2 separate regions of the Homo sapiens genome follow, and region 2 is linked to region 1. A link is an interaction called in ENCODE POLR2A ChIA-PET data of the cell type or tissue named here. Cell type or tissue: PC-3. All regions are shown on one strand. Links, peaks and the distances in the headings refer to the core of each region. The heading gives the core; the rest is flanking DNA. Region 1 has its middle 24 kb from the start of C9orf152. Region 2 overlaps PALM2AKAP2 (PALM2 and AKAP2 fusion).

Region 1 (10,145 bases), core at 4,005-8,004:
TAACCACTTGGAACAGGTGCAACTTCTGGGATATGTCTGAGTCAGTTCAGGCTGCCATAATTGAATACCGTAGACTGGGTGGCTTATAAACAGCAGAAATCTGTTTCTGAAAGTTCTAGAGGCTGGGAAGTGTAAGATCAATGCACTGGTAAACTCAGCATCTAATGGGGGCCTGCTTCCTGTTCATAGACGGCCATCTTCTGGCTGTGTCCTCACATGGTGGAAGGATCAAGAGATCTCTCTGGGGTCGCTTTTTTATTTTCTTTTTTTTCCCTGAGGTCTCTTTTATAAGAACACCAGTACCATTCATGAGGTCTCCATCCTCATGACCCAATCACCTCCCAAATACCCCATCTCCTAATATCACCAGATTGGGGTTCAGGATTTCAACATATGAATTTTGGAGTATGCAAACATTTACTCCATAACAGGAGATAATTAATTATAAACAACTTCATTTTTACCTTCCAAGGCCTTGGATGAAATTCATGGCTGGGTGTGTCACTCATAGGAATGAAAACCACTCGTTTCAGTTCAGAACTTAGTAAGTCCTGCCCAGCACAAGTTTAAAAACAAAAAAGCCCTCCAACTTCTTTCTCAGGAGCTCTGGGCTGGACGTCTGCAGTGAGGAAGGACGGGAAGCTTGGTTAACTGCTCTCCAAACTTGAGCTTCTAGCTCTCATCCCAAGTTACTTAGGGAAGTTTCATCCTCTCCAGGGTTGGGAGTGTACAATAACTGGGAGGGAGGTGGGTAAGACCTTACTTGAGTAATACTGTCATGAGATGCACGGGGAAGGAATTAAATGCTGACACTTTTTCTTTCCTCATTTTGGAAATTCACCCTCTAATGGATGGGATCCTCCCTGGACATGGGAGGAGGCATCTCTGCTTTTCCTGGTTGCTTAGAATCCATCTGCAGCTCCTCGGCATGCAGGAGTCAACCACCAGCTTGGTTTTGCTCTTGCTCCACACCTCACCCCTCCAAGGCAGTGGTTGTAATCAGGATCTAAGAAAATCTTAACACCATCTGTCTTAAATGCGAAGCCCCTCTCTGCTTCATGGGTCACACACATACTTTGTGCTCACAAACTCAGGAGAGGAGGCCAACCTCATGCAGCCATTAGGGACACCGTCAGCTATGACCTGGAGCCCTTTGGAGTTCTCAGGTGTGTCATGTTCTCCAGTTTACAAGGAACAAATAAAAGCTGCTTGAGGGGCCCTTTTGAAAACCTCTTTCCCACAGCTTGAAATGAGGCAGGCATCCCCTACTACCCCCTCTTTATGGGGATAGGACTCTCAGCTGACTGACAGTTCTCTCCAACAACCTTCTTCTAATTGCCAACCGCTGATGCGGCTGAGCTTGAAAGTTATGTATGAAGTTAAACAGAAAATTACCATATGACCTCACAATTCCATTCCTAGGTATACACCCAAAAGAATGGAAAAAAGGGACTAAAATAAGTACATGTACACCCATGTTTTCAGCACTGCTCACAATAGCCAAACAGTGGAAACAACCCAAGTGCCCACCAACAGAGTATGGAGAAACAAAATGTGGTCTATCCATATGATAGATTATTATTCAGCCATCAAAAGGAATGAAGTACTGATTCATGTTACAACACGGCTGAACCTTGAAAGCATTATACTAGGAGAAAGAAGCTCATTCACAAAAGGGCACATATTGTATGATTCTATTTATGTGCAATGTGCACAATAGGCAAATTCATAGACAGAAAGCAGCTTAGTGGTTGCCAGAAGCTGGAAGTGAGGGGAATGGGGAGTGACCATTTACAGGACACAGCACAGGATTTCCGTTTGGGATAATAAAAAGGTTTTGGAACTAGAGGTGGTGGTTGTATAACATTGTGAATGTACTGAATTATCTGCTTTACAATGGTTAATGTTATGTGAATTTCCTCTTAATAATTTATTACTTTTGTTTGTTTTTTTTTGAGACAGAGTCTTGCTCTGTTGCCCAGGCTGGAGTACAATGGCATCATCTCCATTGACTGCAACCTCAGCCTCCTCAGTTCAAGCAATTCTCCTGCCTCAGCCTCTCAAGTAGCTGGGATTACAGGTGCCCACCAATGCATCCAGCTAATTTTTGTATTTTTAGTAGAGATGTTTCACCATGTTGGACAGGCTGGTCTCAAACTCCTGACCTCAGGTGATCCACCCACCTCGGCCTCCTAAAGTGCTGGGATTACAGGTGTGAGCCACCGCCCCTGGCCAAGTTATTACTTTTTGTAAAGTTATGTATGATTGCCCTCTGGCTCCCCTCTGACCTTTCTGCCTGAATCTTTCTGTCTCATCCACATGGCTCTGTCCCAGGTGCTCATCCCATTTTTTGTCTGCATTCCTCCTTGGCGAGGTGGTCCATGGCATCACCTCTCACATCTATGCAGGTGATTCCCTGGGGAATATCCTGCCCTGCTCACTCTCTTGAAACCCGGGACCCATTTTAAATGGGCTTCTGGAATGCTATGCTTTAATGTGAACCCCTTGCACCAAATTCACTCCCACATTTTTGCTCCCCAAACTTATTCTTCTCCACTTTTGATGTAGGCTCAGATGGAACTGGATTAAGCATACCAATGATAAAGCTTCCAAGGAGGGGTCTGATGTCAGAGGATGATTCATACTTGCCTCAACCTGCCCAGTGCTCACTTTCCTCTGTCTGCCTGGAGTGAGCTTTGTGCTGTGGCACCTCAAACACAGGTAGAAAAGATAATCTGAATTCTCTTTGGGGATGTTTATGGAGTCCAGAGAGTTACGGTAGAAAACCCTCATCATACCCTTATAATGAGCCTGTACCTTTCCAGTGTACCAGACTGATGGCCAAGGACCAAGTAAATCACTTAATGGTTTGGGTGACATTATATGAGTATGCAGGTGTATCTAGAAGAATATGTGCATTAATTACACATTAATTACCTTAAGTGTTATACTTAAGGTGCTGAGTTTATACTCAGACAGCTTTATTACAGGTAAAGGGTACAATACTGCAACCGCAGGAGAGAGAAGAGTATCAAAAGGGATCTGCAGCTCTCAGGCACAGGCTTCTTTGTCTTCCCATTGCTGAGTCACACAAGACATGCTTGGTTTCTAGGTCTCAGACACCATCAGCGTTCACACAGAGAATATGAGAACTGGAAACCCAGGTCTACTTGCAGGGAGGGTCTCTTCTAGTGAGCTGGTCCCCTAGGCCATTCCAGCTACATGGCCAGCCTTAAAGGTCAACCCAGGCTCCACCAACATCAGATGCATATAATAATTATTATGATTACTAAACATTGCAGGTAGACTGGTACATCCTTTCGGGAAACTACTCAGGAACTCATGGTTAAAACACATTATTTCTCTTTAGTGAATGCATTCCATAGTTTTAGCTAAGGTCACTACCATGCAGCAGGTAGCTCTGGAGATAAGCACGCAATCAATCCAGACCAGCTGAAATGAACCCAGACTAAACCACATGGCAAACGTGTTCGACAGCCACAGCCATTTTCTTCAGGTCAGTCTGCAAGGCTTGCAAACTCAGAATTAGAGAAACTGCCACAAGTACAAACACCCGCATGACCCTGAGAGGCTCTGAAAAGCCCTCCTTAGCTGCCCTGGAGTGAGACATAGGTAACGTGGCTAAGGGACATCTGAACATAGTCACTTTATTTTTACAGTATTTCTGTGTGTCTGTGATGGAGCCTTCTTAAGCGCAAGAACACTGCTCCCATGAGATGCAGGATTTGTGGATTGTGAGCATTCAGATGATAATGCTGTCTCGTGTGCATATAGAGGATCTCCTGAGCAACCCAGAGGCCTTTCCAGGATTAATGGAAAGTTCCCCTGTGTTTCTCCCATCTGTCCTTGGAGCTATTCTCCTCATAGCTTTTGCTGTTTTAACTACGGGAAGGAATAAACTAGGTGCGGACTGAATAATGAGGGAGGATGTGCACCCTTAATCAGTTTCTAACAGCTTATGCTTTGGGCTTAGTTTGAGTTGTTCTTTTGCCAGCATCTACAGTAGCAGCAGGAACCCTGGCATGGCTGTTTCCTAATCTTCAGAAGTTGGTCAGCTGTCTGTCCCAATCAAGGCAAGGAAGCTACAGCTACTGGTTCAGGGAATGGAACCACCTGTATTTTCAGTAAATGCTTTACCGCACCTTACAGTTTCCTAAGGCTGGACCATGCCCATGACAACAAGGTTGTGGAGGTAACAGAGCAACAGGGTGGAAAGAGCTTGAGCCTCTAAATGACTGCTTAGAACAAATCTGCCTTCAGACCTCACATGCTCCCCTTGGGCTGTAACGTGAGAGAGAAACTTCTATCTTCTTTCAGCCACTGAATTATTTACTGGGTCTCTTTATTGGCTGTATTCTACTCAATATAGAAATGGGCACCTTAGTACTGGGGTGATTCTGTAAAATGTGTGTGTGTGTGTGTGTGTGTGTGTGTGTGTGTGTGTACTTGTGAACAGCAGGAGGTCGGGAAACAGACACTGCAACTGCAGGATGGGGAGCTGGAGATTGTTCTTATGGCAGGCCAGAATATTTGCATAACTCAGTAGACATTTGTGATAACTTAGAAGGCAGGCCGCATGCTTATGTGCTCTCCAGGCAGCAGCTGGCAAGAGCCAGAATTTTAGCATGTGTTGGCTCTTAGGGACAGTGGGTGCTTTTTTTTTTTTTTTTTTTTTGAGATGGAGTCTCGCTCTGTCGCCCAGGCTGCAGTGCAGTGGTGCAATCTCAGCTCATTGCAAGCTCCGCCTCCTGGGTTCATGCCATTCTCCTGCCTCAGCCTCCCGAGTAGCTGGGACTACAGGTGCACACCACCATGCCCAGCTAATTTTTTTTTTTTTTTGTATTTTAGTAGAGATGGGTGTGTCACTGTTGCCCAGGCTCGTCTCGAACTCCTGAGCTCAGGCAATCCACCCGCCTTGGCCTCCCAAAGTATAGGATTACAGGGCTGAGCCACTGCGCCTGGCCCAATGGGTGCTTTTATCAGACACTGTCAGCACCCCACCCTTATCCCCATGTCTGAGCCACTTCATTGTACACAGCCTAATTTCCAACTCAGTTGTACCATCTCCCTTCTTGGCACTGGTCTGTGCTGAAGGTAGGCGCCACTGGTCTGAGAAAAAGCAGACCTGGCGCAGGACCAAGACTAGGAGTTTGTTTGCTATTGAATGAAGCTGATGAGAAGGAAAGTTTGGGAGGTAAGAACACAGGCTTTGGCTCCGACTGCCTGGGTTTGGATCTCTCCTTTCATGCAAGTTAATCAAACTCTCTGAGTGAGTTCCTTCCTTTGTAAAATGGAGGTGAAACTAGCTGTATGTATCTCAAAGGAGCATGGTAAAAATTTAATGGAATAATCCATAGCAGATGCTCAGCACAGTGCCTAGTTCAGAGCTAGCCCTTGAGAAGGATGAGCCATGACTGACAGAAGCATGCAGGTATCCTCTGCCATCTGGCGACAAGGTCAGTTTTCTATTTAAATGTGTGTAAGTGCCACATTTGATCTACAGATAGGACGGCACACATGTGGGTGTTCATTGTAGTGTTTTGGGAATAGCTATATGTACATCTCATGGATTCCTGGTTAGTGTGAAGGGTAAGAAAAGTCCTCCTGGCCTCCGAGGAAGGCTCCTAGCTATACAAGCTGCTTTTCCTTTAGGGACCACTGCCACCTCCTGGTCACATTCTATACTTGCAGGTAAAGGTGAACATCTTGAGTCAACTGAAAACACTGAAAGTAGTGTGAGGAACCCTTTCCATTATCTTTAAGTACCTGTAGATTTTAATTCATTAAAGAGGGATTGTAGCCACCTGGGGTTCAAGCCAGCATTTTTCCCTGAGCCTGTCAATAATTTTGATTTGATCTTTAACCCTTTCCATTATCAACGAAGGAACTTCTGCCACCTTCATGCTTATCTTGGGAAGTTCCTTCCTAAATTTCTCCTTTAGAGCGCCTGGAACCTTGTGATCCTCTACTAATGAGTTCTGAAATAATTCTCGTTTTTACTAAACATCTTATCACCTAGCAGTCTCTCTCATGTCCAGAAGAATACACAATTAGATGAATCCAATAGTGAGTGGAAAAATTAAAAGCATGCTAAGACAGTACAGGTTCTCACTGGATGGTCTATTGAATAGTTAAGGAAACGCAGGTGTGAAAACATTGCCTGACCTCAGAGCAGCTATGTTCCCAAACTCCCAGTGCTAAGAGAGAACTTAACGTACTTCCCCAATTCCAGTTGAAACCATCCTAAGAACCCCCCTTTTTAATTTGTTCTTTATATTCATAGAACTTGACATAGTAGGCACTCAAATAAGTATTCCTAAATGTAGGAATTTAGAAGGAATGAACTCTAAGCACATCTGTATCAACCTCTCACCAAACACTTTGCATATGACATATGGCTTAATTCTCACGGCAACTTTGTAAGTCAGAAATCTGATCTAAAATAAGCAAACTGTCAACAATTCCACAGAAAACGCATCAGGCCCCTAATTTGTGTTCCCTGCCTGATCCCAAAGGTTGAACCCTTGTGAGAAAAGACATCAACCCTCTAGCAGGGGCAGACAAATTAAAGTCTGGGATCCAAATCTGGCCTGCCACTTGCTTTTGTACATCCTGAAGGGATTTTACTTTTTGTTGTAGTTGTTGTTTTGTTTTTGTTTTTTTTTTTCTGAGACAGAGTCTCATTCTGTTGCCCAGGCTGGAGTGCAGTGGTTTGATCTCGGCTCACTGCAACCTCCACCTCCCAGGTTCAAGCAATTCTCCTGCCTCAGTCTCCTGAGTAGCTGGGATTACAGGTGCCCTCCAACACGCCTGGCTAATTTTTGTATTTTCAGTATAAATGGGGTTTCACCTTGTTGTGAGGCTGGTCTCGAATTCCTGACCTCAGGTGATCTGCCTGCCTCGGCCTCCCAAAGTGCTGGGATTACAGGTGTGAGCCACCGCACCCAGCCCGATTTTACATTTTTTAATGGTTGACAGAGATCAAAGAAAAATATTTTGTGACATGTGAAAATTATATAAAATGAAAATTTTTATGTTCATAAATACAGTTTTACTGGAACGCAGCCACACTAGTTCATTTCCATGTTGTTTATGGCCACTTACAGGTGACAGTGGCAGAACTGGGTGGCTCTATGACCCACAAAGGCTAAAATATTCACTATCTGACCCTTTACTAAAAAGCTTTGCAAAAAAAAAAAAAAATTAGAATGAACCCAGCTGGTCACATACACACCTGCTCTGTGTTGTTCCTAACCAGTTTTGGGTCAAAAGATATAGAGATTTGAAAACACCTTTGCAAAGATTATGACAGTGAGAGAAATCTAGCATGGCTGGCTCCATCTTGCCCCTAACCTCACAGGCTAGCTGTTATCACTCATTCCTGGGTGTAGGCCAACCTAACCATGGGAAGAATTTATTTTATAGTTTAAAACAAGGATGATAATAGCCCTTCCCTAAACTAAACCACCTTTGTAAAACTAATGAAAGGCCACAAGATTAGGATTACAAGAGGGGCCTGAATTCTGCTAAGATATAGGTGTAGTTAAATGGTAACCAGCGGCTAGGTCCAGGGTCCGGTTCCAGCCCATGCTGAGGTCCGAAGGGAGTGGGTGGATAAATGGCAGATAGCTGAAAGAACATTTGGGGGGCCGTAGGTAGGTGAAATACAGCAGCTCTCTTACACTGTCTCATCAGCAGCTCTCTTACACTGTCTGCTCTGTCTTGGCTGCTTGCTCTGGCAGCTCCCATGCACGGCTGCATGGCCAGCTCGCCCTTCAGGGTCAGCAGCTTAACTCTTTCTCTCTCTGGGCACGAGCAAGCTGAGCGGTGTCCTGGCTCCCCTCTGTCTATCTGCAAAGTCAGCTTTGACTCTTTCTCTTTCTTAGGGTGTGAGCATCTGTACAGTGTCAGCAGGGCAGTTATACCTTTTACAGACAATAGTGGCATAGAGCCAAGTGATGGCCTTCCCATATTATGGCTACATAGCTGTGTTTACATTATAACAAGCAGAGTTACACACCTGCACTACAAACTCGCTGAGTCATACAGGATATAAACATCCTACCTTGGCCTATCCTTGACCAAAGCACATTCATTAACTTACACCAGCCATTGTTCTGGAGGCTACAGGATCTGTAACTTCTCCGATCACTCCCATAAGTAACATCACTATTGTAGAACCTAAGATTGGTCTTTGAGATGTTTTTCAGAGTTTTGCATTTCTGGCAACCAACTGACTCTGTCTGGATCCATGTGACTTGTGACTCAACAGTTACTGTGGCCCCTGGCCAGAGGTGAACTCAGTGCACAAGGACCATTTTCCACATCCCTATGATTTCATCCCCAACCAGTCAACATTCCCCATTTCCTAGCCCCCTGCCCACCAAACTATCCTTGAAAAACCCAAGCCTTTGGGGAGACTGATTTGAGTAATAACTCTGTCTGCTGCATGGCCAGCCTTGCATTAATTACACTCTTTACTGCAATACCATGGTCTCAGCAAGATGGTTTTTTCTCTGCAGTGGGCAGGAAGAATGTGTTAAGCAATTGCAGATGCTACAAAGACACTTAGAATTGTCACTAGGGGTTTTCTTATGCATCCTAGCTCCCTTACTTTTTTTTTTTTTTTTTGAGACAGTCTCATTCTGTCACCCAGGCTGGAGTGCAATGGCATGATCTCAGCTCACAGCAAACTCCACCTCCTTGTTTCAAGTGATTCTCCTGCCTCAGCCTCCTGAGTAGCTGGGATTATAGGCCCCCACTACTATACCCAGCTAGGCTGGTCTTGAACTCCTGTCCTCAAGTGATCCACCCACTTCGGCCTCCCAAAGTGTTTGGATTACAGGTGTGACCCATGGCACCTGGCCCCTTACTACCTTTAGAGAGATGATAGGCTCCAGGTGTAATAAGCTCAAGCTCTTCCCCAAACCACATTCTCAGTATAAAGAGAAATTGTGTTGTTCTCAACACAATACAGAGGAGAGGTGACTATAGTCTCTTGTTCGAGCTTCAACACAAAGTTAAAATGTCTTTGCCTCACTGATAATTCTTTTCAGTTCTGTGGTTAAGAACTCTGACTTTGGTAAGACTGCCTAGATACGGATGACTTTATGCGAGTCATCACTTCAACTATTTGTGCTTCAGTTTCTTAAAAGTGAAAAGGGAGGAATAACATGACTTAGCATATAGTTGTAATAGGTTGTAGCTGCCCTATTACCACATTTCATCAAATCTCATACGCCATCAATTGGAATTTGAATTTCTAAATATAACCATTAAGAAAAAGCACTGCCATTTAGACCACAACCCAATACCCTCTGATCACTGAGAATGTTTATTTTGTGCCCATTGAATAGCTCCTTTGGGCTTATTTAAATATAGATATTTATGATACATCACTCTTGTGCATGCATAAAAAAGGGAAGAACAAACAAAATAAATTGGCCAAGGTATTCCTAAGACATCTTTGTGTTAAAGTCTAAAGGTATTCCTAAGACATCTTTATGTTAAAGTCTAGCTCTCCTGAGTTCTTTTTCCACATTTTTATACACATGATCATCCTCTGTGGCCATGTGTGTCAGTGCAGTATTTCTTTTCTTTTTTTGAGACAGGATTTCGCTCTGTTGTCCAGGGTGGAGTGCAGTGGCATGATCGTAGCTCATTGCACCCTTAACCTCCTGGGTTCAAGTGATCCTCCTGCCTCAGCCTCCAAGTGGGACTACAGGTGTGTGCCACCATGCCCGGCTAATTTTTTGCTTTTGTAGAGATGCAGTCTCACTCTGTTGCCCAGGCTAGTTTCAAACTCCTAGCCTCAAGCAATCCTCCCGCCTCAGCTTGCCAAAGTTGTTAGGATTACAGGCATGAGCCACTGTGCCTTGCCAGCACAGTATTTCTTAAGGGGGTACTCCACTATTGAATCTGGTATTTCCTTCCAAGTCAGCCATACCCATTCTGTAAATTTGGTGACTGGCACTTTCCCACTGGACTAAGCTCATAGTTAAATAAGCAGGCAGCTTCCATCAAACTCATGCTTGCCATCCTAAAAGTGATCCAAATGATGAACAAATTATTTACAATAGCTTCTCATTCTTTGAAATGTTTAAAATCTATTCTAAGGCTTGTCC
Region 2 (10,145 bases), core at 2,629-6,628, 110 kb after region 1:
TTTTCTTTTTCTTTTTTTTCTTGAGATGGAGTCTCACTCTGTCGCTCAGGCTGGAGTGCAGTGGCACAATCTTGGCTCACTGCAACATCTGCCTCCTGGGTTCAAGAGATTCTCCTGTCTCAGCCTCCCAAGTAGCTGGGATTACAGGCACACGCCACCACACCCAGCTAGTTTTTGTATTTCTAGTAGAGACGGGGTTTCACCATGTTGGCCAGGCTGGTCTCGAACTCTTGACCTCAGGTGATCCACCTGCCTCAGCCTCCCAATGTGCTGGGATTACGGGCGTGAACCACCACACCCAGCCTATGGTGACTTTTTAAAAGCTCATTTCTGGTTCTAAAAATTAGAATGCTACATGGTATGTGTATGTGCGTGTGTGTGTTTATAATTTTTTTGTGAACTATTGGAGTCTTTTTGCAGACATAATGCCTCGTTATTCCTAATACTTCAAGGTACATTTTTGAAAAACAAGGACTTTTTCCACCTAACCACAGTCCAGCCTCAAAATCTTGTAATTAACATTGATGGAATTCTACATGTAAACCATAGACCTCATGCAAATTTCAATCTTGGTCCCAATGATGTTCTTACTAATAAAATGATCCAATCTAGGCTCCCATGTCTCATGTCTCTAGTCTCCTTCAATTTGGGGTACTTTCTTAGTCTTTCCTTGTCTTTCATGACTTTTACTTACTTATTTATTTGAGATGGGCTCTCACCATATTGCCTAGACTGGCCTCAAACTCCTGGCCTCAAGGGATCCTCCCGCTTCAGCTTCCCAAGTAGCTAGGATTATAGGTGTGAGCTATCATGCCCAGCTAATTTGGGACTTCTAAAGATTATAGACAAGTTATTTTGTTGAACATCCCGCAATTTGAGGTTACCTGATATTTCCTCATGATTAGATCTAACTCATGCATTTGTGCAGGAATATCACAGAAGCGATGCTGTGTTTTCCTCTGTGCATCTCATCAAATGGTGCACACTGCCAATTTGTCCAATTACTAATGGTGTTAGATTTGATTATTTGATTAGGGTGGTATCTGCCAAGTTTCTCTACTGCCAAGTTACTATATTCCCTTTGCAATTCATGTGTATTTTGTGGGAAGACACATGAAGCTGTGTAAATATCCTGGTGGGACAATATAATCATTAAAAAAGGTATACTAAGTAGCAATCAATATTCAGCCTCCAGAAAAAAACTAACAGCATTTCATAATATGTTTGTTAGTTATATTTAAGAACTATAGTATCCCTGAAACAATTTTTCAGAACTTCCCCAGAGAAAAGACTCTGGGGAGGGAAATCCCATAATGTAGACACTGCAGTTTGCCAAAGGTAAATCTAATGTTTATCTGCAAAAGTCACAGAAGTGGTGACATTTAGATGTGCAACCTTTAATTCCTGGGGAAACTTTGAAAAATAAATATGACTTGCCCTCTAGATATATCCTCAGAGCTGGCTTTCTTGACCTATCTGAACTTTCTTGTTTGTTCTCTTAACAAAAGGCTTTTAACTGAGATAAAACAACAAGCTAGGCTAACCCTGGCTTGAGTCTGGATCACACACAATGTGATCCAAAGAGTGTCAAGTGTCCATGTAAAACACCCTATAAAAGCTGTTTCAGCCATGGCAATTCTCAGCTCAGGTCATGAGGCTCACTTCAAGTGTCCCAGTTGAGAGGGTGTCCAGGAACTCCCAGGAGAGAACAACCTGTAGTCTTTTTACTTAAGCTTCTTATTTCCTAAAAGCTTTGTGTTTGTCTGAAAACACAAGACCAGCAATGACGCATTCTTGCTCAGAACAAAAACTGTCATTAAAATGGACTTGCAGACAGAGGCTTCAGGGCTTCGCACTAAAGACTCATTCTGTGTTTTGGAATCTATGATGATTATTACAAAAGAAATTACAGAATCAATTGTAATTTTCTTTTCTTATACCTGGCAAGCACAATGGTAGAAACCTCTCCTAAGGCAATGCTTAACAGTTTGGGCTTGGTGTTGTGTGAAGTTTCTAAAAATAAATAGTGATGCATGTCTCCTCTCTCTCATTGCCTCAGATTTCCATTTCCTAATTGAATGATTCTCTTTAGAGAATCAAAATGGTCACGTGCAAAGTTAACCAAGGAAGAAGGGGAGAAAGCAGGCTAGGTAGGCCAGAGGAAAAGGGGCATTTGGGGTATCAACCAAGGTAGAGCTGGGGCAGAAGTCAGGAGACCAAGAATGCCAGCCCACAGAGTAGCCTGAGTATTGGCTACTCCCCAAGGTGGGTTATGTGGGCATGCGGCTGCATTTGAAGGGCAAGATCATGAGGACAGATTGTGGCTCCAGGTGGTTCAGACACCTCTATAGCATTTATGCCCTATGAACACTGCTCCCTCAAACAAGACACTACTCCAGCACCCAAGGATTACTACGCCTAACTCCAAATCTCACTCAAACCAATGGCTTCTTCATCTACCGCCATCCTTGCAACAAATCCTTAGCACAATTCTCAGAGATGCTAGAGGGCACAGATAAGTAATTCCTTTAAAGTCTGCCTTTAGTTTCTCTTCCTTTTCCATGCATGACACTATAGGCAAATTCTATCATCCACATGATTCTGGAAAGATCCAAGCTTAGTAGCAGGCAGTTTTTTGAGACCTCTGATAGATCAGGGACTGCTCCATTCTGATGGGCCCCTTGCCACCCTTAGCCACAGAGCTGGTCCAGAGAGAGCCCGCCATCCCAAGCAACAGTGGGCAGCTTGAGTTTGGGTTATGGCCGAGTCCTGTGGAAAGTGATGAAGACTTAGAATTTCTCATTTTCTCTTCCACTTCTTTCTCCCTCTCCTCCCCCTCATTTTTGCCCACATCAACAGTTTGCTTTATATTGGAATGTAGTTAAGATTCTATATTTTACCAATAGGCTTAAGATTCTATATTTTACCAATAGGTTTAGGGTTATACTGGTTCAGAGAAAAATTTTGGGAAGGAAAAATTGGAAATTCCAATAAAATGAGTTAATAATATGAACTACTACTAACTCACCTTTCACTGTTTCCCTAACACTCACTGTCTGAACTATCTATAAACACAAAATGGTGAGAAAATCACAGATAGCCAAGTGTTTGACTTAGAATGATCTTACTGACCTTGTACATATATGAACAAGTCCTACGAAGACTATATAAGGTTAGTTAATAACACAGTGATGGGCAGAACACAAGTATCTCCCAAATCACCCTCAGGCTCCTATCACTCAATAATACTACTTAAGTCTAAGGGAATTTTATAGACATAATTTTAGCCGAAATTTACCCACAAGAAACAATGGTAGTGCTAATTGGAAAATATGCCCATTTTCTATGTATCAGGGCATAGAGCAATCATTGCACAGGAAGATTCTTAAATGAAAAATAATTGATCTTCATTGAAAGAGAACTGAAAGAAGGAGGAGTTACAGAGGACATGTATCCATCCAAGTGACCAAGCATAGACAGGGAGAAAGTGAACTGAGTTATGAACTGTCAAAGACGTCAATAAGATAGACTACATCCTGGGAGCCATGAGTAGAGGTGGCCCTCAGTAAGTGGCAGGCTTTCCAAAGTCAGAGAAGATCTTTACCAATGTAAAAAAGTGAAAAGCTATATTCCTGTTAGTCATTTCCTTGGGAGAAGAAAATAACATTTGGGACCTCGCTAAAGCAACCATAAGAATTTTATTTGTATCCTCTATTACATCTCTAATAGTAACTATTTACTGAGTACCTATCAGACTCTCTAAATGTTGAGTTCAACTACATGAAATTTCTAATATTCGACCATTTGACCTATAAAAGTGGCAATTTCAGATGGGTTCTACCAATTCTTTTTTTTTTTTTTGAAACAGAGTCTCGCTCTGTTGCCCAGGCTGGAGTGCAGTGGCATGATCTGGGCTCCCTGCAGCCTCCGCCTCTCGAGTTCAAGCAATTCTCCTGCCTCAGCCTCCCACATAGCTGAGACTACAGGCACGTACCACCATGTCTGGCTAATTTTTGTATGTTTTTAGTAGAGGCGGGGTTTCACCACGTTGGCCAGGCTGGTCTTGAACTCCTGACTTCAAGTGATCCACCCACGTCAGCCTCCCAAAGTGCTGGGATTACAGGCATGAGCTACCACACCTGGCCTCTAATTTCTAATTCGAAACTTGCCGGATGGGTATTATTCCCAGTTACAGACGAAAAAAACAGAAATGCAAAGAGGAAGAGTAGCACGCCAAAGGTCATGAAGACATCAAAAGTGCCATGTTCTGACTGGGGTCGCATAGATCCCAAAGCCAAAGGTCAGGCTCCTCTCTCTATGGTACAGCATGGAGTCATCTGAGTTAGTTCAGGCAGCTAAACATGTATTAAGCAGAACACAGAGCTTCAATCATCCCAGTGAGCCTACTAAGTTTTAAAACAGATTTTCTGCCAATACCCAGCTTATCACAATTGACCAACTTATACTTTTCTCAGTCCTCTGGTCTGTAAAAATGAGAGGATCGACTGAAAGAATTGGTGAGGCTCTTTTTTCATTTTCTAAAATTTGAATAATCACAAATAAACAGAGATTTTAAAATTTAGTTTCTAAAACTTTTTAGTTTTTAAATTTACTTTTTAAAATTCTTTTTAAAATAGTCATTGTTCTTTGGAAACTACCCAAACAATATAAAATAGTTTAAAGTAGAAAGAGAAGATCTCCCCTCTCCCCTAATTTCAGTGGTCTGTCTGCATTTGGAATTTTGCCATATGCAAGCATGTGACCTTGAACCATTCCCGTAGCTTCTCTGAGACTGCATTTCTTTGAGTGCAGAATGGGACTGGACAATGTCAGCTCTGCTTCCTCTCAGGGGAAGATGAATGTATGAGAGTAGGTGAAAGTGTTTCCACTATGGGTTTTGTACTAGGTTGTCAGTACCGCTCTGCTAGGAGTCATGGTCACAAGCTTCCCTCTCTGGAGTTTTCCAGGATGCCCCTCCAGTGGGGATGGCCGCCAACCCTCTTCCTCTCCTGGGTCTCACGATTACTTAGCAAGCAGCCTCCCTCCATGAGTCAGGACAATAAGGGTTGGGCATCTTGAGCTAATCAAGTGACATTAGAAAAACGGAAATAGCCGCCTGATTATGATTTAACCGAAGTAAAAATTCTTATAAAACTATCTCTGAATCATGTTTGCATCACTGCTGATAAATCATACCAGGCGGAAGCCGGTGCATGTGACTGACCACGGGGACTCACTCTGTTGCAGCTCCACCTCCAGCTCACTTGTACCCCAAAGACACAGGTTCTGCAAAGCAGATGGGCCATGTGGAAGCTGTTGTTCCCTCAGCGCCTCCTGGTTCTCCTTCCTAGTCCTCATCCCAGGGTTTTAGAGTTAAGAATCCGATAAGCAAATGCACACGTCATTTAATCTCAGAGCTGACAGAGGCCCACAAGATCGTCTAGAAATTTACACCCCTGAACATGAACATGAAAACAGCTGAAGGTTCTGCCCCATCAAGAATATGGAAGGGTTTCAATTAACCACATTAACAAGCCACAAGAATGACATGGAGTGGCCTTAACATACTAAAAATGAACCTGTCTCATGATCAAAGGATATTTCTCTTCTGTTCCTGGGACAAACAAATGTTTTGAAGTCAACTAACAGGCATACACAAATGAAAATTAGTATCTGTAGTTTTCAAAACACTTTTTGCAGATCAACTCATTTGATGTTGAATGGTTGGGAGCAGAATTTATATTTATTGAAAACAGCATGCGCCAGCCATGTCGGACTTGTTACTGAACTTAATTCGTAACAGCAGCAGCTAATCATAGGTATTACTGGTCCTATTTTGCAGTTTACAAAACCAAGGTTTTGACAGGTGGAATAACTCAATGGGTTCATTGTGGCCTCCCTACCTCTACTGGGCTCTTTCCCCACAACCTCTTCTTCTTAGAGACCTTTGATCTTGGTGCATCTGTGAATTACACTGTGGCTTCAGAAAATAAAACATTTTGCAAATTAAGTCAAGGTAACACTGAAAAATGTCAGCTCCCTTCCTACACTAGGGTTTCATTTCTATACTGTAAGATCCTTCCATAGTGAACAGTCCCACATTCTCCCAATCAAGGGCTAATTATCTCTGGCACCTTGTTAACCCAGAGGTGTGGCAAACCAAGAAAGAAGTTCTCTTTTAAGAAAGTTCCAGGCTGGGTGTGGCAGCTCATGCCTATAATCCCAACACTTTGGGAGGCCAAGGCAGGAGGATCACTTGAGGCCAGGAGTTCGAGACCAGTCTGGGCAACAAGGCAAGACTCTCTCTCTACAAAATAATTTAAAAATTAGCCAGGCATGGTGGCGCACACCTGTGGTCTCAGCTACTCGGGAGGCTGAGGTGGGAGGATCGCTTGAGCCTGGGGGAGATGGAGGCTGCAGTGAGCTGTGATGGCACCACTACACTCCAGCCTGGGCAACAGAAGGAGACCCTGTCTCAAAAAAAAATTAAATTTTTTTTTTTTTTTAAAAAAGCTCCAATTTTGCCCTCAGTAGAGAAAACCTCAGACCCACCACTAGAGCAAACCTCAGACCCACCACTAGAGCAGAGATTCCTATATCATCTCATTATTTGCATGATATTAGCATGCTGTGTTACCAAATCCATTGTCATTCCCCTCAGCAACTACCACCACCCATACCCCTTATTTTCATGCTATTCAGTTGCCTCCTTAAAGGGAGAAGTACAGAAGCCTCATCAGGAAAACAGAAAAAGAACAGAAAAACAAAATCAGCCAAGTGAAATCTGCTGGAGACTTTGTCCTCCTTAATCCATCATGAAAGTTTACTTAACTAAGATACAAATCCCAAAAGGATTACACATTCCATGTTCTGTCATTCTATCTGCCCCAAGTTCTACTGATATTCAAAATTATCTTACCAAAAAAAAAAAAAAAAAGAGTTTGGAACATAAGCAAATACAACTCTAAACCCAATCTGGGAAATTCTTACTTGCTAAATGCTCACTTGCCTAAAAGCCACACAAATTGTATTTCAATCACTGCAGCCTCGTCATTATTCTTAAAAGATTTTGTCAAAATGAAAGCATCAAAATTTAAACAGACAAAATTAACCTCCAAGTTTCATGTTTGTTTTTAATGACAAATATAAAAATAAATTTTAAGGCAGCACAACTACCTTACCTACTTCAGCAGATTAAGCAATTGCCAACATAAAGGAAATTGTTGATCAGAAATTCCATTAGAAAGACAACACCAAAATTCAGTTTTAGCCAGCATTTTCAGGAAAATTTTCATTCATACTAGTAAACAGAAATACAAAGCAATATCCGAAAGAAAGTTGAGACCTTGATACTTTTTGTCTCTCACAATGTTTACAGCTTACAGCTCAGCAACAGCCAGGGTGGAGGAGGAAATTCCTCTGTTCACACCCACCTGCCATTGATGCCTTTTTTAAGAGGACTGTGCACAATGTATTTTAAAAAATCTATTGTTGGGTGAAGGAGACTCACATGTTTTCTTCTTCTGGCTAATAATGCATTCAATTGCCTTGAAGTCAATGAACTCCTGCGTGGGAAATACCAAGCAGCAGCCAAACAGGAATAGATTAAGTAATGCACCAACCAGACGATGTGTTTGAAACTTACATTCTAGAAGACCTTTCAATAGTAAAATACTTCATTCAGCAAACCTTTTCAATTTCACTTTATTTGTAACTTTACAAAGTTTTCTTAATTATCATTGTTAGAAAAATGAGAGTATTTCAATATTTGAGATTTAAATAATCTAAATATGAAGTCCTTAATTGAGAGATCAGCCATGATAGCACTGTTCTCCCAAGAGAATGTAACCTGGCATCCTACTCTCGGTAATCTGCCCAGAGTTGGAGAAAGCTAACTCCCTCCTCAGTTCGATAAAACAGACTAACGTTAGAATGACTAATAGTCATTCTCCTTCCTCATTCTCTATCTTCCCAGTGCAAAGAAAGCCAGGCCATATTTATTATTATCTATTATCTGATAAAACCAAATGAAGAGCTCTCTCTTTCCTTGATAATGAGTCTCTAGAACTGAATACTTCTTTGCTAAAACTATCATAATCTGAAAAGGAGGTAAAATAGGAAAGGCATAACAGGCATCATGAATACCTGCAAAAACTGCAGCAAACAGATACTAAAGAGTATCTGTGGTCATTAAAAAGACAAGAACAATATATTAAAAATAGCCAAAATGTTAGTGGGCAATATGTTATCTCCTTTATATTTTAGTACTGAGTTCTAACCGTGTGCCAGCCTGTTTCAATCTTTACCTACTTTTTTTTTTTTTTAAGAGACAATGTCTTGGTCTGTTCCCCAGGCTAGAGTGCAGTGTTGTGATCATAGCTCACTGCCACCTTAGAACTCCTGGGCTCAAGGGATCTTCCCACTTCAGCCTCCCAAGCAGCCAGGACTACAGGTGTGCACCACCATGACCAGCTAAGTTTTTAAATTGTTTTTAGAGACAAGGTCTCACTATGCTGCCCAGGCTGGTCTAGAACTTCTGGGTTCAAGTAATCCTCCTGCCTTAGCCTCCCAAAGTGCTGGGATTACAGGCATGAATCACCACGCCCATCTTTTACTTACATTTACTCACTTAATCCTCTCAACAACTCTATGAGGTAAGTACTATTATCTGCGTTTTACAGATGAGGAAACTAAAGCTTACAAAGGTTCAATAATTCACCCAAAGTGACAAGGACAGGAAGTCACAAAGCCAGGATTTCAGCTTGGGCTCCTTAACTCTGCTTTAAGTCCATACTCTCTCTAAGCCATCCTCTTCCAGAAACTCCACACCAGCCATTTTGCAAATCTACACCTACGCTCATAGGATACATCTTAAAGTGTTGTCTCATACAACTTTTGCACCATGATTTACTTTTTCATGTATCTGTTCTTTGCATCTTTGCTAGGGATAGTGAACTTCTCCAAAGTAGGGAACTGGGGAACTCTTTTGATGCCTGGAGGACCTCATAGATGGATTAACCTCTCAAAAACAAGGGCAAGACAAAAGGTGGAAGCAACCCAAGTATCGAATGAATGAATGGATATACAAAATGTGGCATATAAACACAATGGGACATTATTCAATTTTTTTAAAGGAAGGAAATTGTGACACATGCTATAACATGGATAAACATTGAGGACATTATGCTAAGTGAAATAAGCCAGTCACAGAAAGACAAATACGTGATTTCACTTATATGAGGTTACTAGAGTAGACAACTTCATAGAGACAGAAAGTAGAATGGTGGTTGCCAAGAGCTGGGGAAGAGGAAAGAAGGAAGGGATAGTTATTGCTTAATGCATACAGTTTCAGTTTTGCAAGTTGAAAGAGTTCTGTGAATGGATGGTGGGGACGGTTGCACAATAATGTGAATGTACTTAATACCACAAAACTGGACACTAAAAAATGGTTTAGAGGGTACATTTTACATTTTATGTCACACAATTAAAATGAAAAACAGGGCAGGCACGATGGCTCACACCTAAGACCCCACACTCTGGGACACCAAGGTGGGAGGATCGCTGGAGCTCAGGAGTTTGAGACCAGCCTGGACAACATGGTGTGACCCTGTCTACAGAAAATTTAAAAATTAGCCAGGCATTGTGGTGCACACCTGTGGTCCCAGCCTCTCAGGAGGCTGAGGTGGGAGTATCGCTTGGGCCCAGGAGATCAAGGTTGTAATAAGCCATGATTGCACCACTGCACTCTAGCCTGGTGACAGAGTGAGACCTTGTCTCTAAATAAATAATGATAAATAAATAAATAATAAATAACAGACAAAAAAGGACAACAACTAGAACAAATGTCTACAGAAATGTCTTAATGTCTACAGCCATGCCTCCATGGGGCTGTCAGGCTGCTGTCACGGAAGTGCAGGAAGCTGGCCCTCCACCAGAAAGTCATCCGGCTGGTGTGACACCAAAGCTTACTGATGGGGACAAGCCATTCAACGCTGTCACTGCTATGTTTCCACAGCCTTGCAACCTGCAGGTCACCCTCAGAACAAGCCCTTTCTGACAGCTGTGGAAGCAAGAGGAAACATCAAACTCCCAAGAAAGTATGTCTTTAAGACCTCAGCCTCTTCCTGTCTCATAGGCTGGTCCTG

Evidence for each region. Peaks named below come from ENCODE experiments on the same cell type or tissue, not always from the same donor. Only the 100,000 strongest peaks of a DNase experiment are listed, where the experiment ranks them.
Region 2: POLR2A ChIA-PET joins it to region 1 with 5 read pairs; 5 of 35 experiments call an interaction of 5 or more read pairs at or near these places.

The regions. Positions count from the first base shown.
Region 1 is chr9:110,178,946-110,189,090 of GRCh38, reverse strand. No RefSeq gene overlaps it. Among named protein-coding and RNA genes, the nearest start is that of C9orf152, 24 kb to the left of the region's middle. In PC-3, for the core only: a CTCF peak has its summit at 5,682 (motif pointing left); a DNase peak (open chromatin) is centred at 5,670; H3K27ac peaks cover 448 bases.
Region 2 is chr9:110,064,880-110,075,024 of GRCh38, reverse strand. All of the region lies in intron 7 of PALM2AKAP2 (PALM2 and AKAP2 fusion), which reads right to left. Among named protein-coding and RNA genes, the nearest start is that of C9orf152, 140 kb to the left of the region's middle. RefSeq lists an enhancer at 4,686-5,885. In PC-3, for the core only: no CTCF peak of the experiment used is centred there; a DNase peak (open chromatin) is centred at 5,094; H3K27ac peaks cover 2,007 bases.